Linked DNA regions of Homo sapiens: region 1 is linked to region 2. Evidence: chromatin loops called from intact Hi-C (ENCODE). Cell type or tissue: sigmoid colon. All regions are shown on one strand. Region 1 overlaps TERB2 (telomere repeat binding bouquet formation protein 2). Region 2 overlaps SORD (sorbitol dehydrogenase).

Evidence for each region. A loop is a pair of places that touch in the nucleus more often than their neighbours do. Peaks named below come from ENCODE experiments on the same cell type or tissue, not always from the same donor. Only the 100,000 strongest peaks of a DNase experiment are listed, where the experiment ranks them.
Region 1: a loop joins it to region 2, with 5 times the contacts of the local background. A loop is called at or near these places in 63 of 110 quality-filtered maps.

What each region holds. Positions count from the first base shown.
Region 1 is chr15:44,966,449-44,968,948 of GRCh38, forward strand. All of the region lies in intron 5 of TERB2 (telomere repeat binding bouquet formation protein 2), which reads left to right. Among named protein-coding and RNA genes, the nearest start is that of TERB2, 11 kb to the left of the region's middle. In sigmoid colon, no CTCF peak of the experiment used is centred here; no DNase peak of the experiment used is centred here.
Region 2 is chr15:45,035,738-45,038,237 of GRCh38, forward strand. The region is part of intron 1 of SORD (sorbitol dehydrogenase); the gene reads left to right. Among named protein-coding and RNA genes, the nearest start is that of SORD, 14 kb to the left of the region's middle. In sigmoid colon, a CTCF peak has its summit at 1,527 (motif pointing left); a DNase peak (open chromatin) is centred at 1,524; H3K27ac peaks cover 480 bases.

The sequences.
Region 1 (2,500 bases), 69 kb before region 2:
GCAGGATTTGCACTGAGTCAGAGCCCATTATTTAAATGGTAGTCATTAAATACTATACCAGGTATTTACTATGTAGAATACTATACTATCTCATAGTATAGCACACTATACTGTCTCTGCAGAAAGGAGACAAGGATTTTATGTATGTTATGATAGCAGTTAATAAATTATTTAAAAATTATACGTATCTGTGTGTGAAAACCCCATCATCACACTTATGAACTACAAAAGAATCTTAAAATATATTTTTTACTTGGAAGGAAATACACTACATATTAGCAGTAATTTTATTAGGATGAAAAGTGGTGAGTGATTTCCCATCTTCTTTCCAAATTGCTTTAATATATTACGTTGGTTTAAGAAATTAAATTTGGGCATTGTGCCGCATGCTTGTAATCTCAGCACTTAGGGAGGCTGAAGCCGGATGACTGCTTGAGCCTAGGAATTTGAGACCAGTCTGGGCAGCATAGGGATACCCCACCTCTATAAAAAATTTAAAATACTAGCTGGGCATAGTGGCACATACCTATAGTCCCAGCTATTTGGAGGCTGAGGTGGGAGGATCGCTTGAGCCCAGGAGGTTGAGACCGCAGTGAGCCGTGATCACGCCACTGCACTCTAGCCTGGGTGACAGAACAATACTCTGTCTCAAAGAAAAACAAGAAATTAATTTAAAAAGACAAACAAACATGGCCTTGCCATTGTATTAGGAACAGTTTATAAGAGGCCTTCTCATTGCAGGCTTATACATGATCTAGTCCTAGCTTCATATTTTCCAATTCAGTTGGTTTTCAAATATTCATAGGGAACATTGGTTCTTCAGAAGTCTGTTTTATCCCTCCAAACCTGTGGCCGGAGTCAATCTAAAAGTGGAGGCAGGGGAATCCCCACAACGGAGTGCCCCAAACAGTCCCAAGCTGGGGCCAGTTGGGATTCTAAAGAAAGAACCACTAGCTAGAGTAATCAGTCTAAAGCATTTATTGAGGGAACTTGCAGAGTATCGCACCAATCCTTGCAATGGACAAGATATAAGGGGTGTTCTACCTAGGTATATCCACAGTGAGGGGGTCTGGGTATGGAGTTTATATGAGGGTTTAAGGAATCTGGCTCAGGGCTGAGGCCAGTTTCTTTCAGTGTTTTGAGCAGCAACCTAGATACCTTTATCAGTGCCTGGAAATGTTTAAGGTCCTGGTTTGAGTTCAAGCCTGATGGGAAAACCCTGCACTGGGCTGTCTCACAGAGCAGTCAAAGCCCTCTGTGATTTTTGGTCAGGACACAGAAAGCAAGCCAGGAGTGGAATCAGGGGAGGGGAGGATGGGACTGGGGTACCCTACAGTCTGGTATTTAGCTGCTGTAATATAAATGATCAAATAGTAGTTATCTTTCTTCAAAATAAAAAGTAATGATGTAATTTATATAATTTTTTCAAGTTTTTCTCCCATAAGGGCTAATTTCCTTAATATACAAAGAGGTATTAGAAATCTGGGAAAAATATGTCCAATCCAAAAACAACAGAAATGGACAAAGGATATGAATAAACCCTAGGTAGGTGTCTACTTAGAGCCTTTTCTCTGTGGAAACACCAGAGGGTGCAGTGTGAACACAGATAAAATATACCCTCAATTTACCTGCTGAAGCATTTGTTAGCATAGTACTAGGGACGTTGATTTTTTTTACATCATACAAACTTGATGTATGAAAAATCAGGCAGTACAGAATTAGTATAAAATCCTAATTTCTCCCAAATCCTCTCCCAGTGATAACCTTCATTTTTTGTTTTTAATTGAGACAGAATCTTAGTCTGTTGCCCAGGCTGGAGTGCAGTGGCGTGATCTCGGCTCACTGCAACCTCTGCCTCCTGGGTTCAAGCAATTCTTGTGCCTTGGCCTCCCGAGCAGCTGGGACTACAGGCACATGCCACCCCACCACACCAGCTAATTGTTTGTATTTTTAGTAGAGACGGGGTTTGGCCATGTTGCCCAGGCTGGTCTCAAATTCCTGGCCTCAAGTGATCCACCTGCTTCAGCCTCCCAAAGTTCTGGGATTGCAGGCATAAACCACCCGTGCCTGGCCGAAAAATCTTATTTGATATTATGATGTGTACTGGCAGCATATGGCATTTCATTTTGTTTAACCTTTTTTTTTTTTTTTTTTTTTTTTTTTGAGACAAAAGCTCACTCTGACCCCCAGGGGTGGAGTGCAGTGGCACGATTTCAGTTCACTGCAGCCTCAACCTCCCAGGCTGAAGTGAGAGATCCTCCCTCCTCAGCCACCCAGAATGCTGCTAGGATTACAGGCATGAGCCACCACACCTGGCCTAGAATTTGTTACTTTTATGACACTTCCATGAACATCTTTTTAAAAATAAATCTTGCTCTACTTTTTTGATAGTTTTCTTCATGTAAATTATCGGATGTGGAAATTATGGTATAAAGAGGAGTTTTTTTTCTTTCTTAAACACCTTATTTATTTACTTAGTTTGTGTGTGTGAGAGAGAGAG
Region 2 (2,500 bases):
GAAGGTCTGCAGCTTCACTGCTGAAGCCAGCGAGACCACGAGCCCACCGGGAGGAACGAACAACTCCAGACGCGCCGCCTTAAGAGCTGTAACACTCACCGCGAAGGTCTGCAGCTTCACTCCTGAGCCAGCGAGACCACGAACCCACCAGAAGGAAGAAACTCCGAACACATCTGAACATCAGAAGGAACAAACTCCGGACACGTCGCCTTTAAGAACTGTAACACTCACGGCGAAGGTCTACAGCTTCACTCCTGAAGCCAGGGAGACCACGAACCCACCGGGAGGAACAAACAACTGCAGAAACGCTGGCTTAAGAGCTGTAACACTCACCGCGAAGGTCCGCAGCTTCACTGCTGAGCCAGCGAGACCACGAACCCACCAGAAGGAAGAAACTCCGAACACATCCGAACATCAGAATGAACAAACTCCGGACACGCCCCCTTTAGGAACTGTAACACTCAATGCGAGGGTCCGCAGCTTCATTGTTGAAGTCAGTGAGACCAAGAACCCACCAATTCCGGACACAAAGAGAGGAGTATATATGTGATTAAGATATGTATTTCTGACTTGAAGTGAAATATTCTGGAAAACTCACACAACTATGGTAAAGAAGAATTACTCAATTCCTTTTAGTCCTCTTGTAGTCACTCATTAAAAGATAAGAAATTCGGCCAGGCACAGTGGCTCACGCCTGTAATCCCAGCACTTTGGGAGGCAGAGGCAGGCAGATCAATTGAGGCCAGGAGTTCGAGATCAGCCTGGCCAACATGGTGAAACTCCGTCTCTACCAAAAATAAAAAAAAATTAGCCACGCAGCGTGGCATGCACCTGTAATCCCAGCTACTTGGGAGGCTGAGGTGGGAGGATGGGAGGATCACTTGAGTTCAGGAGGTTGAGGCTGCAGTGAGCCGAGATCGTGCCACTGCACTGTAGCCTGAGTGCAGTGACATCTGACATCAGGGACTGCTGATGAGTTACAAAAAATAAATAAATGAAAGAAATTCGTTTAGGAAACCTTTAATATGATTGAGATGACAAAACCTTTGGGAATGAGAAAAAAAAGAGCTGTGGAGATAAAAGTGAAAGTTCAGGATCTCAGAGAAACTAAGAAACTTTGGTAGATGAGAAATAGGATAAATGGAAGAGTATCTGAGACAGAAAAAGATTAAGCAAACAGAGGATTGTGGCCAACATCATGGCAAGGAAACATGAAAAGCAAGGTTTTGAGCAACCATGCTGTAATAACTTTCTAAAACATTGTAGTCTCCACAGTGTGCTTAGGGCAATATTTACAAACCTACAGGCTGATGTTAAAATGGTTTTGTGCTCAGGTAGCATGTCTCCTACAGAGACAGGAGGCAGGAGACAAGCCTGAGTTGCAAGGGTAATTAGAATCAGCCAGAAAAAGAATGGAAAAAGAAAGTTGGTGTGCAGGGAGAGGAATTTATTTGAACTTCTCCATCAAGCGTGTTCTGCTACAGGCACAGCACAGGCTGTGGGCACAGCACCCTCTCGTGTCTGGGAGAGTCACTGCAGCTTTGCTGTGTGGTACGAGCACAGCTGTTCAGCTCTGTTAACTTGAATAAATATTTACAGTAGTGTTCTCTCTAGTGACCCAGGGCCTATTTGGTGTGCCTGACTGTTGTTCTAAGCTTTAGTCTTACCACCTCTCCACCTCGAAATGGGGCGTTCAGGTCTGGCCAGGCTGGAGGCAAGGCTATGAATTGTATGCTGTGGAACTGTCTTTCAGTGTCTGTGAATTTGCCTACTAGTGCCTTTAGCAGGGAGGGTGGGGTGCTCTCCCATGTTTGAAATAAAGACCTTAGTCTTTAGTTTCAATTTAACCTGCAGTTTAACATTTCACGCAGTATAATGCAGCCATAAAAAAGAATGAGATCATGTCTTTTTCAGGGACATGGATGAAGCTGGAAGCCATCCTTCTCAGCAAACTAACACAGGAACAGAAAACCAAATACCACATGTTCTCACTCATAAGTGGGAGTTGAACAATGAGAATACATGGACACAGGGAGGGGACCATCACACACCAGGGCCTGTCAGGGGGTGGGGGACAAGGGGAGGGAGGGCATTAGGACAAATACCTAATGCATGTGGGGCTTCAAACCTAGGTGACAGGTTGATAGGTGCAGCAAACCAGCATGGCACATGTATACTTATGTAACAAACCTCAGGTTCTGCACATGTATCCCAGAACTTAAAGTAAAAAAAAAAAAAAATCCACGTGGTATAACAGAAGGATCACTTTACACAGCGGTCCCTGATGTCTGATGTGGGACCAGCAACAACTTTGAGGAAGGTTTTGGTGACAATCAGCTATCTTGAGGTGGCTATTTCTAGACTGATTACTTCCTTCCCTCGCATCCTCCCTTCCTTCCTTCCTTCCTTCCTTCCTTCCTTCCTTCCTTCCTTCCTTCCTTCCTTCCTTCCTTCCTTCTGATGTAGCCAGTCTAAATTATTAAAAGATAAAAAGACTCCC